Regions from separate parts of the Homo sapiens genome. Here all the other regions are linked to region 3. The links are chromatin loops, found by intact Hi-C in ENCODE. Cell type or tissue: endothelial cell of umbilical vein. All regions are shown on one strand.

Region 1 (5,000 bases), 130 kb before region 3:
TCTGTTCTCTAAGTTTGCCTACCCCCAACCTCACCCCAAGTCCCATGGGCCTCCCACAAGTGCCCAGAAAAATCTGACTATTTCTCCACTACAGCCATTTTCTAAAAGCTTCTGGAGGCTGTGTGCATCCCTTCTAGTGAAGTATCTGGGAGTTCACCCTGTGTTGCAGAGAGAAGACTCCACCCCTCCTCCCTCCCCAAAGCTACCACAGCTTACTTGAGAATAACAACAATATCATGTGACCCTTACATAGCAATGGTCAATTTATCCATTGATCTCTACTATATAATGGGATTGTGACAGCAATTTTGTAAGTTGGATGAGGATTAATTTTATAAATGAGAATACTGAGGCTCGGAGAGGTCACCTGTGATGGTCACATACCTGGCTCCATGTACACTATTTCCCTCCTGGGCCTTTGCCATACTGTGCTGAGCTGCAGTTGGGGAAATATCTCAGGGACGTGCCTCATCAGGGTAGTCTGTTGTGGACAGCAGAGAGATGGGTGCGTCTCTGGCCACTTAGAGCCACACACACAAGTGCCACTCAGAACACTGGCCCTGACCCTAAAGAATCAATTAGTGGTCTGCCTGCAGCGAAGCTGTTTTCAGGGCCCTTTTAGTGCTCTCACATTCCACCAGGTATCCCCCTTGGCCCCATGAGCTTGACAGTCTTCCAAAATATTTCTGACAACCCCAGTGAGTGATGTTCACCAGATGCTGATCAGGACTCATGTTCTTACATGGGCATAATGGGAAAATCCTTCATTGCATACTGGGAAGTGACCAATAGTCCATGGTGCTTATAACTCTCCCAGTACAGAAAAGTGGAGGAATTTCAGTGGAGGGATGTGGTGTCTTTGGTTGGTTGATTGGTATTGATTTAGATGTTATTTGTCTTGAAAATCTGGCTGTGGGTTAACTAATGCTTACCCTTCCTGTTTTAATCATTCCTACTTCTTTTTCTAATCCATGTGTCACCAGGAGAAACAAATGTAAATATGTGAGGTTGCTGTTTTCAGCAAATTCATTCAGGATTCAATGCCAAACTAGGCTTTTCCTGAAAACCAACAACAAGCACCAACAGGAGGAGATAGAGTTACATTTCTTGTAAACCAACAGCCTGATTTTCATTGACACATTGTGGGTTTTGTTATTGTTGTTGTTGTCACTGTTGTTGATCTGGATAGAGGTACAGGCTTATTTTCATAGCTGAGTTTATGACTAAGTGCAGCACTGCTTCCTGAAACAATTCCATCAACTTAACACATTCACAGCCATGAAGAAATCTACCAATCTGTTCTCTCCTCTGAGTGATCTTTCTAACTTGCAAATGTGATGGTGCTACTTCTTATTTGGGATATCCTGGCTGTAACTGGGATATTTCAGACATACTGGCGGGGCTGAACTTTAACTCCTCTCATCCTTCAATGTTCTCAGGCATGCAAAATTTTCCCTAACCCCTTTCTCCCTCCCTTTTCCCACCATACTCATTGGTGGTCATTTCTTCCTCTCTGATTCATAGCCCCATATACATACAATGAGTTGAGAGGCATAGTTTTTTTTTTTTTTTTTTTTTAAACTTCAGGGGAAAATATCCAAATAGAGCCTGGTGAATATCATCAGAAAAAAGGCAAACTAGGAGAGTAAGTCCTTCCTGTAAAGTCTTGCAGAATCTTAGAGTGGGAGGGGACTTAAGAGGGAAGGTACTTCCCACTCCCTTCTGCAATCTCTTTGATAGATGGTTTTTGTTGTTTTTTTTCAGCTTCCAATAGATCACATCTAGAGATAGGGAAGTCGGTGTTTTTTTTAAAAGAAATATATATATATATATATTATATACACATATTTTACATTGAGCAAAAGTTGATCTCGCAGTGAACTCTCTTATACGTCCTTGGTCGGACTCTGGAGCCATGCAGAATACGCCTACTCCCCGTTCGACATGATAGACCTTCAGATATTGGGGGGGCACTTATCTGCCTTTTGACCTTCAGAAACAGAATGGGGCCCTGGAATCATTCTTTCTGGCATGTTGGGACACAGATCATGCCATGTCTCCCCTGGGTGCCAGAAGTACCTATGAGGTATTTCCCACATGCTTGGCACCAGGCTACTGTTTGGGGAGAAAGTAAATACATTTTATTTCAGAATTGATTAATTTAAACATAAGCAGCATACTCCTTAATATAAGGTTACAATGCAAAAGAAACCAAAAAACAAAGCCAGAAAAATCCAGAAGGTAATTCTTAGAGAGACAGGGAAGGTTCCAAACATTTTTAAATGGATCTAGCAGATTAAAGTTCAGCTGCAGCTCATTATTTATGAAATGTTATTCCTGTTTCTTGCAGAGGGAGAAAGAAGCAGCCAAGAAATACTGCCGTGTACCTCTTGAGTCCACGCACGCTTGCTTAATTTAGAAAAAATTACTAGGAGGGGCCACTATGGGGAGCTGGAGACCACTCTGTAATGAAGCCCATTTCTACTAAAACAAAGTATGCATGAGATGGAAGCAATCTGGGCAATGTTGAATCGATTCGGGGAAATGATCCCAGGATTTTTCTCTGAGGATGCACTCTCAATAGTGGATAGTGATGTTTTCAGGTGTAATTTAAATGCCGTTTTGCTCAGTCAGAGCAATGGACTCAAATTCCCTCTCAGCTCCCTCTAGAGGTTAAAGTGTGCAGCTGCTGGCAGAACTTGTGGGCTTGGAAACCTGCCCATGTCCAGAGGGCAGTCAAGATGAATACAAGGAGTTATCGGTTCTTTCTGTTAATTAGAGCAAAATCTGTTGGTTGAAAAAATTAAAAATAAAGTAAAACTTTACTATTCTCTAAATACAGTAAGGCTGAGATGAAATACATTGTGAATATGCATTCATATAGAAGAGGTAGTAACTGGTATATCAGATAATTAACTGGTATATAAGATAATTCACTGGTAAGTCTTGGTGCAATGAAGAAAGTAAAAATTCCATAATGACTTCCCAGATATACTTACTTCTAAAAAGGCACGTATTTTTTTGGATAATGGATAACAATTGACATGATCGTGATTATAGCCACCAATGATTGAGCTCTTATGTGTCAGGCACTGTGTAAACACTTTACTGGCATTTTTCTCATGTAATCTTCATAAATCCCTTTTAGATAGATTCTATAGTTAGCACCATTTTACAGACCAGGAAGCAAGAACTTAGAGAAGTTAAATCCTTCATACAAGGTCATGCAGCTGACATGTAGTGATGCCTGGATTTGAACTCAGGTTTATTCTCTTAAACACAATAAAATAGTGCTTTCTCATCAGAGGTGCAGGACTCAGCAAGATTAATGAGTAGTCCCAGGTACCCAAGTAGTAAGTGGTGCCATTAATGTGTGGTTGATTGACAGTGTATATACAGTGCCTGGTCCATCATGAATATTCAGTGAAAACCAAGTCCCTTACCCTCTGAAATGACCATGATTCTGACTACATGTGTCCTGAGTATGTCTTCCAGAGCAGAAAAAGCTCTGGGAGATAGCCTGTGCCATTTAATCTTTGCATCCTGTCACCTAGACCTGTACACTGCCTATACTGGGTGCCAAATGAATATTTGCTAAATGAATCAGTGAATGATTGAATTAGGCCTGTCTTCAAGGAGCTTACAATCTGCTATGAATCATAAGTGTGCATATATGTATGCATGCACACACACACACCCCTAACCAAACCCTAGTATACTAGTCAGAAGTGAGTTAAAACATACTGAAGAATATATATCAGCAATGCTGCACTCTTAAGCCAGAAAACTTGCCCATGTTTACAAAGACATGTACAAGAATATTGATTACAAAATTGTAATAGCAAAAAATTGGGAACAACTTAAATGTTCTTCGACATAGGCATGGAGAAGTAAGTTTCAGTTTACTGATGTGATGGAATGCTAAATAAATGGTCTAAAACCAAATGTATAAAATGGATAACTCTAGAAACACAGTAAGCAAAATTATATATAAATATAATGATAATAATAGCTAACACTTACTCAACACATTATGCACCAGGCATTTCTTTATGCGCTCTGCATTTGTTAACCCATTTAGTCCTCACAACCCTTCAAGGGTATAAACTATCATCAGACCCATCCTAGAAGTCAGGAAGTTGAGGAAGGCTACATACATTTCATATAATGTCTAACATGTTTAAACATATGCCAAAAGGCTATACTTTAAGAATGCCTCCATGTGTAGTAGAAGTGTAAAAACATGCAAGGGAATCATTAAACACCAAATTTATGACAGTGATTACATTAGGGGTGATGAAAGGAACATGACCAGAGAGATGAATAGAGGGGGCAGCAGATGTATTTATAATGTTTCATTTAAAAAACTAGATGATTGGTATATGGATATTTTTCATATTATCGTTATATTTTTTCCTGTGTCTGAAATACTTTATAATAAAGTGATCTGCAAGCAGAAACTAAATACCTTGAGACCTCAAAGGAAAGAACCATTACTCCTGATATTTCATGGAGAAAGGGGCATTTAAGTTGAGCCTAGATATTATGGGGAGGATAGTGCTAAAAATTTAGCAAATGTGGAAATCAGTGCATATGCCATGGGAGTGATGCCGTGCACAAAGGTAGAAGGTGCAGCAGCAGGAGATTCCACTTTCCATTCCAAGGCCCCTGGGAAGCCCAGCCTGAGCGACTCACATCCCTTGCTGCTCAGGGTGGCTGTGCATGCATGAATCTATTGGCACCCTGTAGTTCTCTTTTGGGCTGTGGGGTTGGGGGGTGGCTCTTGTCTTCTACTCAAAGGCAGATTGCTGCAATAGGGGGTGGCGGGGGGGCAGGGTCTGTGCTCACAAGCATGAACAATAACTGACAGAGTATTTGCTTTTGAGCTTTGGGAGAAACAATGAGGACTTGTTGCAACTCAAGACCCAGTCAGTGACTGGCTGACAACAAATAGGTGATAAGTGTTTTGCTGAACAAAACAGCACCAACTGTTGGCCAGA
Region 2 (5,000 bases), 260 kb before region 3:
CTTTAGCTCTTGAAATATCCTGAACACCTGGAGAAAAATAACCCAGAGCCTCCTTTAGCCTCGGAGTTGCTATTTAGTTGTGGGAGTTGCAGGATCAGCTGGCATGAGTGCTCACAGAGTCACAGATGCTTAGGTCACAAGGCTCCTCACAGCTCCAAAGGGGGCAAAGGATAGCACACTGCTGCCACCCCTTATTCCATGCTCAGGGCAGACATTGCTAATCAACCATGATGCTCATCCCTGTTGAACCCAGAGAGGTTCAGAGTCCTAAGCAATCAGAGCTGGCACAAGGAATGAAACCTTTTACCCTCCTTGCCATTCTTACCAACAATATCCTAGTCTAGTCCTAAAATTTGTTGAGCACTTTGACTTGCAGTTATCCATAGGACACAGTTCAGAAAACCATGGTGAGTCATATTCTCTTCTCTTTGGGAAATCTCAATCATTCCCTTGATATTAATACTATCTATGGGTTGGCAACTCCCAACTTTATGTTTCTGCACCAGAACTCTTCTTGAGCTCCAGACTTACACAGACACTTAGAGGCTAAGAAAGTGTAGAGTCTCAGGTTATCTAAACTTCAATAGATACATACGAAATGTTTTTGACTATGTAGCTCTCTGAGAGGAGGACTGTTTATTTCTCTGTGTATTGCTCACTATGCCTGGCTCAGTGTCTGGTGTACAGCAGGTACTAGGTAGACATGCTCATTGATTTTATATACCATTCCCCTGCTTATCTGTGTAACTGAGTTATTCTTTTCTCACGCCTTCCTATAGTGAGGGCTGCCCCATTCCTCATCCTACCCAGGCTAGATAGGGTGTGGCAGTCTCTGACATTGGTGGCCCCCAATGCACCATACCTCCTAGTATTTATTTCCTTGTATAACCTCCTCCCTTGGAATCTAGTATGGACCTATGATTTGCTTCAACCAGTATAATGTGGTGGAAGTTAGACTGTTCCAGTTCCAGGTCTCATCCTTAAGAAGGCCTGGCAGCTTCCACTCTTGTGTTCTTAGGAGCCCTAGACTATCATGTAAAACGTTCAGCTATCCTGTGAAGAGAAGAGGCCATGTGAAGAAGGAGAGACCCTAAGACTCAATGGAAAAACAGAGGAGCCCAACCTTTCCAGTGTCCCAGCTGAGCCCGCTCCCAGCTAGTTAGCCAGCTGAAAGCAGCCATATGTGTGACCATTGGCAAGACCAGGAGAAGAATCACTCCAGCTGAGTCAGTTCAGCTTCCAAGAATCAAGAGCAAATAAAATGTTAAGCCAGTAAGATTTAGGATGGTTTTTTAACACAGCAAAAGAAACAGATGTGTTCCTTGACACCACAGATCAAGAGGCAAGTGAACAGTCTTGGAATCTTATCTCCTTGTTTTTAGCTTTAACTTTGGTGCTCTGCTCTGCACAAAGGCCCGACAAGTAACAATTCCTTTGATCCCTGTAAATCTGATCAGGGCACAGTAGAGACATCTAGTCATTTTGACAGTACGTATATTTGAACAGAAACCTTTAGGGTAGCCGTCCAAATGTAAAGGTAGAAACAAGTGGGATGAGTAGCAGAGGAGAGATGGAATGGGAGGAGTCCCATTTAGGTTGAAGTGACACAGAGAATGAATGCTGGAGCAAGCGGGGTTGGCTCTGGAAGGACAGGGGCTCACATCAAGTGTGGAAGGTAACATTAAGGAGTGGGCCTGTGGTAACTGGCTCCAGATATCAGAGAGGCCAAGGGCTGTCTGAATTTCTCTGAAAACTAGAAGTTTCTACAAAGAGCACTAATAGAGAAATTGTGATTTCCAATATGGTGTGTATCTCAGGGATTACGTGTGTGTGTGTGATTATGGTGAGGGGAAAGAGAGAGAGAGAATGAATGAATGAATGCACAGAGACAACAAAATGGAGAGACTAAAAAAAAAATTTTCCTAGAGCTAAAAAGTAGATGACTTTTTAAAAAGGTTTATTTATTATTTCCCTTCTTTAACACTCTCATCTAAGCAGCTTAAGAATCCCTGTATTTAGGGTTTGGGAACTAGGGAAGAAGCGGGTGATTTCCTTTCCTGGCCTGCCTAAAGGCCAAAGCTGCTGCTGACATCAAGTTTCTGTCCAGCCCAGGCCAATTATCAGACAGAGTTAGGGCTCCAGGTGCAAACTCAGAACACAGTCAACTCCCATCCTTGCTACTGTAAGTAACAGAAATGAAAAATGTGAATGGAAACCATCAGGGAAAACTCGTGACAGCAGGAGGTGGTGCCCGGGTACAATGCACCCATCCACTGCATGACAGGGAAAGAGCGGGAAGAGTGGGGCAATCAGTCCTTGCCATCAGTCTTTGTCTCAGCTTTGAGAAGGACACTCCCAGCTGTCTGTTGCTGTGGTTCACAGACTAAATGGAGATTCCTTCTGTCCTGGCAGGTTCTCCTCAGTGGCCAAGCTCCACGGCAGGAACTGAGCCATAGTAAGTTTATTTCAGGCCAAAAAATCTTAACATACATCCCCATTAGTGGGTAGGGGTAGGAAGGTGGAGCTTTTTATTAGCAGGATGTTTGGACAGAGATGAGGATGTTGAAAGCAGGAGTCAACATTTCCCAAGGTTCTTTCTTAAAATACATTGTGTTTGACTTTGGAACTCCTGACTCACCCCCAGGCTGGGCATTCTGTCTTGGAGCTACTGTATTCCCAAGAGTGCTTGGGGAGACCAGCTCATTCCCCACCTACAGTATCCACAGAAACATCTGCTATAGCTTATTAGAAAGTCAAAACAACCAACCATCAATCCATCATGTTTTCTGTTTAATGACACATTCCTGTTGGCTGACGCATGCCCCTCCCCAAGGATCCCGCCCCCCGCTCCCGGACTGCCTGTGTGTGTGTGTCTGTAAAACTGTGAACTGATTTTGAGGATAGTTTGAACAGCTTCTTACATCCTAGTTTATTTAACCTTCTCACACGAATAGCAATACTTTTCTGTGGGGAATCACAGAATGATTACTGACTCATTAGATAAGCAGTGAGCCCTGGAAACAGGAAGCAAAAAGTGGGCTTTCAAAGCCAATTTCATTCCCTTCTCTTTTCATCCACAGGTGACACAGCATTGTAGAAAGAGTCTGTACTTGGAGTCAGTAGTCCTGGGTTCAGCTTGTAGTCCTGACAGGTACTGTGTGACCTGAGATAGCTAACTTGGCCTCTCTGAGTCTCAGTTTTCTCTTGCATAAAATGGGAATAATAATACCTATCCGGTTGGCTACAGAGGATTTTTTTAAGAGGTTAGAATAGAATACTGGGGTGGGAAGGCAGCTTAAAGAACATCTGATGCTTGAATTCCTTCCTATAATATCACCACAAATAAGCCATGCAACCTATCCTTGAACTCTTTCTGTGACAGGGAACTCATTCCCACAGACAGTCCAGTGCAATGTGAGACAGCCCTGATTTATTTTGAGCTGAAAAGTGCTTCCTTTAGCATTCCACCAATTGGTTCTTTTCCATGTAGATACATACAAACAAGTCCAATTCTCTTCTGAAAGAAGAGCTTTTAGAATCTGGAGGTACTAGCACGTCCCTGACATAGACAGAGCAGTCTCTGAGTCTTCTCTCTACCAGGCTCAGCTTTTGGTTCTCTTCACTATCGTAGTTATTGCACTCCAAAGGCACTTTAGGTAATTTTTAACCCTCAATGTAGCTTCTCTAGCACTGGATGTGGTATTCAGGATTTCTGAAATGGAGATAATGAATTGTGACATTCACCTCCCTTGTCCTAGATGCTATGCCTCTATTAATGCAGCTGACCCTTGAATTTGCTTTATTTAGTGGCCATATCCCAATAGCAGCCCTTCCTCCATAATCTTAGCTGCAAACATCTAACTTTCTGATCACCACCTCCTTTCTTTCCAGCTTATTCCACGTACTATCCAACTCAACAGTTTCTAAACCTCACCAGGACTTACTATCCATTGATCACCCTTTCACTGTCCCTTGTCCCTCCCCTTTACCACGTCCTCCCATTCTCTCCCCTTTTACCCAGCCTAGAGCTCATGATACAATTATAATCATTCCCTTGAATAGACTCTCAACTCCTTGCTCTTTCCCGTTTTCTCTTGCCTGGCAAAATCCCCAACCCTGATTACACCCTGCTCTCTTCGTCTTCCTGCCCTTGGACCCAGACAGTTGAACCTGGCTTGAGGAAGCAAGAAACAGGTTAACTAGCTTAAGTTAAATTCATAAACAGTAACCCCAAGGGGGCCCAGAGAGCTGCCCAGTGATCATGATCCAGCTTCCCAGTCTGGACATTCTCCCACTCTCCTAGATAACTAGGTCCCACTTCCTCTATCCTTAAACCTCCCCATCCTCACTCTATGCTGATGTCCTTGTCTTCAAGCAGATGGGACTCCCCCTCGCTCCCACCACCACATCTACCCACCTGCCCCATCAGTGCCCAGTACTCTGCCTTCCCTTTCTCCCTGTGGATGATTTTCTGTGCTCCAAGACTAAGCTCTTCAGGTGTGCACTGGATCCTTTTTCCTGCTTGCTTACTCAAGGACTTTTTCCCCCCATCCTACAGTCCATCATTCATTTTGTCTTTTGACAGGATCATTTCCACCTTATATAACCACAATATTATTTTGCTCTCATCTTAAAAAACAAAACACAACACCAACAAAACTCTTTTCTTATCTCCAGATAAGGAAACCCAGAAAAGTTTAGTAACCTGCCCAAGGTCACATATCTGAAAAGTGGAGGGGTCAAAGGTCAAATTACAGTTTGCCCACCCCTGAAGCCCACCCAGATGAGACTTTGTGCAGAGTTTGTGGGCTCCAGCCCACTGTTCTGGTTGGAGAAGCTGAGCTTGGACAAGGGAGCACTTTGCCAAGGATGGGCAGGCCATCTCTGCCAAACCTGTGCAATCTTCAGGCAGCAAGAAGGCTGGAGATTTGCAAGTGAGAGGGGAACATGCTTTGTCTTCAGAGGCCCACTGAGCTGCTGAAACTCTGGCTTGACCAGCT
Region 3 (5,000 bases):
CTTGAAACCACCTTTGCAAACTTACAACAGTAAGAGAAATCTAAAATAGTTGTCTCCATCTTGCTTCTGACCTCCAACTTGTCCTTGGTCATTCCTGGGCATAGGCCAAGATAACCTTGGGTAGAATTTAGTTTATGGTTAACTGAAAAGCAAGGATGATAATAGTCCCTCCCTAAAATGAACTCTTTCCTTGCTCGGGGACTGAAAACTCCCTTTGTGGGGTTTTTATTTTATTTTATTTTATTTTCGAAAACTATCTTTGTAAACTAGAATAGGATTCTGGGAAGGGCCCGAATTCTGCTAAAGTGTTGGCATAGTTTCTATAATCCCTTACCGCTCAGGAGTCATGTGGCCAGAGGTTATAAAATTTGTGGCTTCCCTAATTGCTTCTATAGATAGTGTCACTATTGTAGAACCTAAAATTGATTTTTTGAGATATCTTTCAGACTGACCCCTCCTGGACTCTGACTCATGACTCAGCTAATCCTGTGGCTCTACCCAGAGGCAAACTCACTGCATGAGGACCATTTTCCACACCTCTACTCTTTCAACCCCAACCAATAAGCAGCACCCATTTCCCAGCCCCCTACCCACCAACTTGTGCATAAAACCCCTAAGCTCTGAGCCTTCAAGGAGACTGAATTGAGTGAGAATTCCAGTTCTCCTGTATGGGCTGGCCTTGTGTCGATTAAACTCTTTCTCTACTGCAATGCCCCAACCTCAGTGAACAGATTTTGACTGTGCAGAGGGCAGGAAGAACCCAACAGGCAATTACAACCTTGTGAAGTTGGTATTATTTTACAGATGAGTAGGAACTTAAGGCTCAGAGAAGTAAGGAGCATTGACCAAAGTCACAGATCCTATAAATGGCAGAGCTGGAATCTGTGTCTCCATGGTCTAAACTTCCTCCATTCCCTACTGACACGCTGTGCCCTGGAGACCCTAACCCTACAGCCACAGTTGATTGGACATCTGACATAAACAGCTAATCCATGGGGAGAACTGGGATGTCTGTGACCAGAACCAAATATGAGATCGGGGCCAATTTTGTTCCTCTCTTACGATTTTAGAGTCTGGAAAAATCATAGCCAGTTAGCTATGAAGCCAAAGGTTAATGAGATGGACTCAATACAGGGGCAGCCATTCTGAGCCATGGGCAAACTACAGTGAGGAGCACTGCAGGCAGGAGAAAAGGGAAGACAAGGCACCAAGAGACAGAGGGTGAGAGGGATCGGAGACAGAGACACAGAGCCAAAGAGAATGGAGCCTAGAGCTAGCCACCTTGGCTCCTGACAGAGTCTTGATTTTAGGCCCAAGGGGTCCTGGCTGCACTATGGCACCTATCCTTGGCTTCCTGTGAGGTCTCCATATTCTTACAATGATTCTTTCCACCTAAGCTCATGTGAATGGGCCTCTGTAGCAACCCCCAAAATTCTGATTTCAACAGCCTGATGCAAGAGCCACCTTACCATCTGACTGCAGGCCCCCATCTTCATTTACAATAACAGCCATACCCACCATGTGTCCCAGGACAGTTGACAAGCCAGAGTTTCCATAGGTCTAGTTCCTCATCTCTGTTGCTTTGATTAACCTGCCACTGCCACCATCCCTGAATAGAGAATATGTCTTCAGCCTCCAGGCCACTCCCTACCAGTCCCACCTTTCCTCCTATGGCCTATCTCCAGGTCTCTTGCCTTCATGGGTGCAACAACCACCTTCTCAGGTCACCAGACTGCAGCTCAAGGGATACCAAGGAGCAGGTGTTCAGCCCTGAACATTGCCTTCCATTCTCATTCCTAGAGGTCCCCAAAAAATGACCCCCCTCCTCCAATACCCAGATGTGGGTTTTTAGGAATTAATCTGGACATATAATAAAGAAAAACAGAGACAGTCTAATAAAGAGATGTAGACATGAGCAGACCCTGGCTTCTTGTCTAGATTCTCATCCTGACTGGCTGTGTTAACCTCAGGCAAGTTGGCCGATATCTCTGAGTCTTGGATTTCTTACCTACAGTGACAGGGAGGGTGGATAACATGAGAATGAGGCTCCTTCCCACTCTGACATTCTAAGATCCAAATTTAAATACCAATCAGTTCGATTGGCATTTAGAGAAGAGGATCCTAGATTCTTTCTGAAACGTGTGCTTTATCATCACACCTGTTCAGGCAGCAAGTATCAGCAAAGCACCTATAGCAGTGCAGACTGGATATGGAAAAGGAACTAAATTATCACAGAAGATAACAGCACACTAACTGAAGGTTCAGAAAAAAAGGGAGGGGGGCTTCATGTCTAAGAGAAGAAGGAAGGTGTGGGCAACTGTATGAACAGCAGAGGTGCAAGGGCATGTGCATTGCTGAAACAGCAGATTTCTAAGCATGTATCACAGCAGGCTGGGCTTGCAGGCTTTATTTAGGTAAAACTCCCATTGAGCTTCAGCTCCCAGTGCCCAGTCTGACTCAGAGCTTCAGAATTTTGTCCTGCAGTGCGATGAGTCATGGTGATGAAATTTCAAGAGAAAAGGACATTTTTAAAATTAGCTGTAAGATAGCAACTGGCTGTGCTTTTGCTCTGTAAGTGCCTTTTCCAGGTTATTTGAATTCCTCCTTTTTCAAGGCAACTGGAATGGTTGGGAATGGAGGCCCTGGAATAGGCCTCTCGTTTGCCTGCCCTTGGCCACTCAGATTCCCAAAACTCCAGGGCCTCTCAGTGCTTGCTCTTTTCAAGGAAGCAAGCCAAGGACTGGGGCACTGACCCTCAGGCCTGGTCTGCCCTTCACTCTTCCGCCTGATATCTTGTGGTTCTAAGAGAATGGAGTCCTCACAGGCCCCCAAGGCTAAGGTTGGGCTGGGCTGGGTTGACCACCCCAGCTAGAAGTTCCACCATTGAACAAAGATGGAGTGTGAGAGTCTCTTCTTACCCAACCTAATTCCTCTGACTGCACAAGCCCACTTTGTGCCTTTTGACCGCGCCTCCTCTCAGGGCAGGAAATCAAAGCTGACACTGGCTTTGCAGTTGGAATATTTCCATCAGGAATGAGATGTAAATGAACAATTTCTCCACTGTTTCCTGTACAACAGAGGGTTCTGTTGAGATTGGACAGGCGTGGCTCAGTTCCCTTCTTTTATTTACCCTGATGGAGAGCGTGTTCTCAATGTTTCCATCCCTCCTCAGGGATGTGCTGTCTAATGAGTATAATTGGGATTCCCCTCAACAAATCCAAATATTCAAAGAGCTACCCAGGTCTTTAGGGAATGTGAATGGAACTACAAGCAGGAACTATGAGCCCAGCCCAGCTGGTGAGATTCAAGAAGCTTCAAAAGGCCTAAATATATCTCCCTTTTGCCAAGTTCTTCCTATCAATATGCATATATTCATTTAGTCTTTCATTTAACAAGAATTGATTGCATACCAACCATATGGCATCACTGAGCTGGATATAGAGAATATTAACATAAATAAAATACAGCTGCTGCCACAAAGAACACATCTTTCAGTATGGAAATAGTGGTAAGCAATCAGTTATAATGCAAGATGGAGTGCTATCATAGAAGTGTATACAAAATATGAGATGCAGAAAGAAGGAATGGAAAGGTAGGGATGTGATCAGGCTCTAAGAGAAAAGTAAAGATGTGTATTAGTAATTAGGTCAACAAACCAAGAAAAACAGACAAAACCTTTTCTGGTTTGTATAACCAGTATGTTGAACAAGCATGACTCATGGCATAATAATACACTGTTGACTTCTCCTGTCCTGGACCTCTCCTGCCCCACTCTCTCTCTCTCTGCTGTTTCAGATCCAACACAGTTAAAGCCATGGGCAGGAGAAGAGGTAAAGCAATAGTACAGATTTGACTTGAGTCTGGTCTTTGGCCAAGGGAAGCATCCCCTGGGTGAGCCAGAGCAGCACTCTTCTCATAGGGGCCATGCCATGGGTTGCTCCCAAGTCCCTTTGTGGGACCTCTGTCCTGCAGTCACCTTGACCCTGACAGATGTGTCGCCATTCCTGGAGCCACTTGAGGCATTGAGGAGCAGCACATTTCCAATCTTCCTGCGAAAATCCCTTCACTTCTCTCACAGGCACTTTCAGAGAAGATCTAAGATGGCCCACAGAACGGTTCTCTTTCTGGTGTGTCCCACATCTAGTGCATAGGAAATGACCTTGAACAACTCTGGGAATGCATTCCAAACCCACCCAGCACACCTCCTGGTTCCTGAACCTAGACAGCAAGTTACTCCTCTCTCATCCTCTGCCCACAGCGGGCAGGAGCCAGGACCCAGTCATGGTCTGCTCTCCCAGACATTACTCAGGACTAGTTCTCTATGGTCCCTCGTGCAAGAAATATCTTTTCACGTTCTCCTGCAGCACCTCCATGCCTCCCTCTAAGGGAGAGGGCTGTAACAGCTCTCTCCAAAGGAATCTCTTCTCTAATTCTCTCTCCAAGCTGGTCCCTCTGACCCTTTCCTCTACTCTTGACCTGGCTGAGGGCCAAGACTGAAGGTACATGAGCCCTTTTCTTGAAAATCCACATCTTGGGGATATGTTGTCATGCTCATTTTTTTAATCTTGATATTGATCATATTTGGTATGTCAGGTGAACTAATGGCAAGAAGTAGCCCATTCCAAACATCTTATGTCCCATCGCTGAAACAACCCATACTGGGAATGGTGTCTCCCAGGATGCTCACCTGAGCTGTGTTCTGTTTGTAAGTAGGCAGAGGATGGAGACCTCTTGAAGACCTAATTGTTCCCAAGATATAGTCTATGCTCCCCATCACATAAACTTCTGAGCTCCTTGGTCAAATCCGAAATGAATTTTTCATACCAGAGTTTACCCAGAGGACTGTGGGGGTGGGGTTGTGACCTGGATGGAGGACCGGAAGCTGTCCCAGTTTACTCAGTGTAGCTCGGAAAGGACAGGTTTGAAGTGAATCCATGTTTCTTCACACAGATAATTTTTTCCTCTTCAGAGTACTGGTCCACTCTGACAGCCCGTTGCCA
Region 4 (5,000 bases), 280 kb before region 3:
AAAATTTGGCAAATAAAGTTATCTCCATCATTAACCTGCATTTTTGGGGTGCTCTTGGGCTATGCACTAGGGGTTTAAAACTGGAAAGGAAGCTACTTAGCTGTTTCGAGGTAACCACTCTGAGAAGCCCATGGGTCCAGGGATGTGCTGGAACATGACTTGTGCCCATAAATGCCATGGGCAGCTGAAAGTGTGGCAGGTTGTTCCTATTCATGGTAAAAGAAAAAGAAGTTTTTTTTTCCAGAGGGAGATTTCCATAATTACATTTCCTGCAAACTGAGTACTTGAGGTTGTAGCTTCAGGAAATAGCACAAAAGGACATGCTGAAAATGTAGTTTCTGCTTTTAATAGTCAGATTTGACAAAGTTAAAGGAGTTGCCATGCTGAACAATAGATTATTGGAGGAAAGAATTTACTGCTTTATCAGGTAAGGGAAAACTTCTGACCCAGGCAGCAAGAAGGACAGAAAGAGTTAGGCTCTGTCAGGGTCTGGCCACGGTGGCTTTGGAGGCCTGGATCCCTATTGGGACAGAACAACCTCTGCTATGAGGCCACACCTGCTTCCACGATCCATAAGAATTACCTTTCTACAGTAGATACTGCCATTCATTTATTCATTAGTATGTGCTGAGTGTTTGTTCTGGGCCTTCTCTGGGCTAGGCCTTGAATAAATAAAGACAAATAAAAGTCTTGTTCTCAAATAAAACTCTCAAGGAGTTGCTAGCATAAGTGTTCCAAAAATTCAGATTCCCCTTTATTGGACACCAAGCAAAGGCTTTCTACATTACTTCAGTGCAATTTTGTGTCATAAGGGAATTTTCTGGAGCTCCTGGACTCTCTAGAGGGCACTTCTCTGGCCAATGGAGAAGATAGGGTTAGGCCTGTTTTGCCACAATTTGGAAAGAACCAGAAGGAATGATGATCATCTTCTTGGCTTCTCTGGAGGTTCGGCTGTTGCAACAGCTAAAAGGGGAGATCTCGGAGGAGCCAGATACATGAGATCCACATGAACTTCAGGACTAGGAACAGCCCTGGAAGTGAAGAACAGCCTCAGAATACAGGACTTAGTGAAAAGGAAGGCTTTGGGAACAGAGGAGAGAAAAGGTTAAAGAGACCAGGGGAAGTTTCATGGCAGGGGGAGAGATCAAGGAAAGGCCTAGAACTGCTACTCAGTGTGTGTAGTGGTGGTGGTGGGTGAGAGAGAGGGCAGTTGACCCCCGACAGCTGGAAATAATCCCTGGCATCTTGTAAACAAGACAAACGAGCTGCACGGTCTTCAGAGATGAGCCAGCCATTCCTGCCTGTCTGCCTCTTCCCTATTGTGGCATCTGAAGCCTGTGCAAAGTCCCCCACACCTTCCCTCTCCAACAAGGTCATTATCTTCCAGGGATGTATTTTGCATTTCTTGGCTGAGAACCCTACCCCTGGCTCACTTTGAAGCCTTCTGTAAAGTGGGTGACCACCGTCCAGTGTCACTCCCAGATCCTGGGGAAGAGTGGGATCATTTAGAGTCTGTGGCTTGGCCCTGGATGCATTATCCTGGGGGAAGTGAAATGAGCCTTTATGGACAAACAGAAAGTAGTGAAGAACAGGAAGAGAATTCTAGGCAGAGGGACCAGCACATTCAAAATCATGGAGTTGGCAGAAAACTCACAGAAGAGTGACTAATACAATGGGCTGGAATAATAGGGAATATGTGGGAAAGGGGAGAAAAGTGAGATGGGGCCCTGCTTCTCTTCTCCCCAGAGTTCCCCAGTCCTGTGCTCACATGTGGCCCTCTCCTCACCTCCATCAAAATCTCTGCCTTAAGTCTCCTCTTTCCTTCTTCCCTCCCGTATCTGTGTGTCACGAGCCTATTAGGCATCAGAGATTATAGTAATAGGTACCATGAACTGAGTACTGCTACATGCCTGTCCCTACCTATACATCACTTCAATCCTTACAACAATTCAGTGCCATAAACGGGTGTTGGAAATACTTAGCAAGGAATTGGCATAGGCTGCAACCAACCATAACAGATGCTGGCCTTATAAAAAAACCCTGACCATTCTGGTGGTACTAGCTGATGAGCAGTTGTGGCTGTTAAAACTGTTAAGTCCATTTTACAGATAAGGAAAGGAAGGTACCGAGAATTTCAGCCACTTGTCCAAAGCCACAAAGCAGGAAAATGGGGATTCAGACCTAGGCTTGTCTTGGTGAAATGTCTGATTGTTAAGCATTGGACTCACAGGGGGTGCTAATAGCCTGACATAACACACAGGAGCCTTTATGGGCGTCTGGCCTGGAGATTTAGCAGGATTGGTGGACAATGCAGGTCCAGGGAAGGCTGGCCAGGTGGAGGAAGCTGCAGAGCTGATGAGCCAGTGGGGCTTTCCTGGCTCCAGCCATGCTGTGTGGTCAGCTTGCAGGTGGAGGCCAGGGACCCACGGAAACTGGGTCAGCAGCACCCTGGACCTGGCCCCTTGTGTGGCTCTCCTTCCTTCCCCTGTCCCCAGTGTGACCATTCCCACTGCCTTTCCCCTTCTAGGCCTTTCTTTCCTCCCTAAGAGCAGAGATGCTTCTCTGGTCCCAGCTGAAACAACAAAAGTCACCTGAGCCTCTGCCTTTTCCAAAATTCCTGAGAGGCTGCCAGCAATGAGTCAGTGCATTGGCAGCTCTGATCACCAAGGACCAGCCTGGGCCTGGGCCAAGGCTTTATGTGGGTCTGAGCTGGGGTGGGAGGCAGAGATGATGAGAAGCCCTGGGGAGCTCTCTTCCCTTCAAGTGCTCGGGCTTCAGAGGCCCAGCCCCTTGGGGTCAGTGATTCTGAGCACATGGTACAGTGGGACTGGTTGGGAGACAGTCAAATAATGTGCCCTAGGCTCCTGCTCTGCACCAGGCATGGCCCTGCCCTCTGGGAGATCAGTAGAGTGGGGCTCCCGAGGATTGAATTCTATCTATCCACTGAGGATGTGAGGCTAGGCTGGTGTTCAGAGTAGGTAGCATGACCCTAGTCTCATTTTCATGTGGGTTGCTCGATTCCAGCCCCCTCCATGTGTGGTTCCCAAGAAGATTCTGAGAATCTGTCTCCAGCTCCCACGTGTGGTGTGATTTGGTTTCTGTTTACAACTATGATTCTGCATCGCTTCCTCCTCCTTCCCACACTCCCTCTCACCCCTTCACTCCCAACCCTCTGTGGTTCTGTGCATGGAGATGCTCCTCTCCCATTATGAGCATGGCTTGTAGTCTTAAGTGGCATTGCTCCTTACTTTGTATTTGGAGATAAAGGGGGACCATTGCAGCATGGGCTGTATCTGCCATGTTGGCTCATTAGTCCTGGAATTCCTTACCAGTCTTCTCATTGTCTGCTTAACAATGAGAACACACATCACAGGCTTCTGGCCTGGACCCATCCCTAACCAGCTTGTGACTGTGGGCCTCATCTTCAGGTCTGCATTCTGTAGGAGTTAGAGGAAGGAATGGGAACGATGGGGAGGGCAGGATGACAGCAGCAGGATGCCAGGGAGCAGTGACACCCACACTGTTTCAGCAGGGTCTGGAATTTCATCCTTAACGAGAAGATACCCTCCACCACTTCACACGTGCAGGAGCAACAGGCAGCCTGATGCCATGGAGAGAGTGGAGAATTCCAAATCAGACATAATGGGGTTCCAGTTCCAGCTTTGTGTCTTTTGTCTGGCTGTGTGGCCGTGAGCAAGCTTTAACCCCCTGGGCTTCAGTTTCCTCATTAGTGACGTGGGACAGCTGTGTTTGTCCCCCAGTGAGGGAGGGGGGGATGTTGCCAGGCACTTGTAAGATAGTGAGGATGAAAAGCACTTTCAACCTTAAGTTCTGTGTGCATGCAAAATGTTATTTGGTACAGTTTGGGTCCCCTGGAAGAAGATTCTGAGTTATATTGGAGTGTTCAGGATGTTTTTAGGAAGTGCCCTTGTGGGAAGGAAGGGAAGGAAGCAGAATGAGTTGAGAGGGAAGTTGAGCTGTGATGCAGGCCCCAAAGCCTCAGCCAGCTCCATGGGGAGCTTGAGTTGTCCTGCACTGGGCTAAAATAGTTAAGCCTTCATATTCCCTCATCACTGGGTGAGGCCAGGCCCTGGTGGGATGGCGAGGTGGCTCTCTCTCTCTGAGGCTCTGCATGATGTGCTGACAGCCTTGCTGTCAGCTGGGCAACAAGTCTTTCCTTGAAGGAGGATCTGGGTGGCGCATGCTCCTGCCCACCTCTTTATGGTTGTTAATGATATGGTCACACCTAAACATCAGGCTGAGCTGATCAAAGGCTGGTTCTTACAGGGCTCCTGCCATTCCAGCACTATTTGCCAGCTGTCCTCATGAGTTCTAGATTGATGGCTTTAGTCTTGAATTTCTGAGAAAAGAATGGGAAGTCCTTCTTCTCTTTGCTCTGGGACCCAGAAAACCATCCCACTTGGTTTTGCCTGGGAGCAAAATTGGCTATAGAGGCAAGACACAAAAACCAATGAATGTAAACAAATGGATTGATTTAATTAAAAACAAACAGCTCCATGTGTCTGCATGTGGGGTACACATGTGAATATGTATGAGCACATGTAGAGGTGCATTTATATGTGAGCACAGTCAATCCTTGAACAACATGGGGTTGAGCTGTGTGAGTCCACTTATATGCAGATTTTTTCAATACATATATTTTTTAAAATTTTGGAGGTTTGTAACAATTTGCGAACACTCACAGATGAACTGTGTAGCCTAGAAATATCAAAAAAATTAAGAAGTTAGGTATGTCATGCATACATAAAATAGGGATAGATACTAGTCTATTTATGTGTTAATCCACTACTGATGTTATTAGTAAGGCTTCTGGTCAACAGTAGGCTATTAGTAGCTAAGTTTCTGGAGAGGCAAAAGTTATGCAGATTTTTGACTGTGTGGGGCATTGGCACCTGTAACCACCACCTTTGTTCAAGGGTCAGCTGTACATGAATGATGACCTGGATAACAGAGAGGCTGCAGGGGCAGGTGTCCAGTGT

What was found. Peaks named below come from ENCODE experiments on the same cell type or tissue, not always from the same donor. Only the 100,000 strongest peaks of a DNase experiment are listed, where the experiment ranks them.
Region 1: a loop joins it to region 3, with 7 times the contacts of the local background. A loop is called at or near these places in 8 of 110 quality-filtered maps.
Region 2: it touches region 3 in a loop (4-fold over the local background); 4 of 110 quality-filtered maps call a loop at or near these places.
Region 4: a loop joins it to region 3, with 10 times the contacts of the local background. A loop is called at or near these places in 9 of 110 quality-filtered maps.

The regions. Positions count from the first base shown.
Region 1 is chr11:86,605,896-86,610,895 of GRCh38, forward strand. All of the region lies in intron 2 of ME3 (malic enzyme 3), which reads right to left. Among named protein-coding and RNA genes, the nearest start is that of ME3, 64 kb to the right of the region's middle. In endothelial cell of umbilical vein, a CTCF peak has its summit at 2,661 (motif pointing left); DNase peaks (open chromatin) are centred at 1,366 and 2,666; H3K27ac peaks cover 3,085 bases.
Region 2 is chr11:86,481,681-86,486,680 of GRCh38, forward strand. The region is part of intron 7 of ME3 (malic enzyme 3); the gene reads right to left. Among named protein-coding and RNA genes, the nearest start is that of CCDC81, 110 kb to the left of the region's middle. RefSeq lists an enhancer at 2,687-2,981. In endothelial cell of umbilical vein, no CTCF peak of the experiment used is centred here; a DNase peak (open chromatin) is centred at 2,761; H3K27ac peaks cover 3,949 bases.
Region 3 is chr11:86,738,320-86,743,319 of GRCh38, forward strand. No RefSeq gene overlaps it. Among named protein-coding and RNA genes, the nearest start is that of PRSS23, 60 kb to the right of the region's middle. RefSeq lists enhancers at 2,124-2,738, 2,308-2,602, 2,739-3,352. In endothelial cell of umbilical vein, no CTCF peak of the experiment used is centred here; DNase peaks (open chromatin) are centred at 2,472, 3,132 and 3,722; H3K27ac peaks cover 4,510 bases.
Region 4 is chr11:86,457,554-86,462,553 of GRCh38, forward strand. All of the region lies in intron 8 of ME3 (malic enzyme 3), which reads right to left. Among named protein-coding and RNA genes, the nearest start is that of CCDC81, 85 kb to the left of the region's middle. RefSeq lists an enhancer at 2,420-2,948. In endothelial cell of umbilical vein, no CTCF peak of the experiment used is centred here; DNase peaks (open chromatin) are centred at 1,638, 2,608 and 3,208; H3K27ac peaks cover 4,298 bases.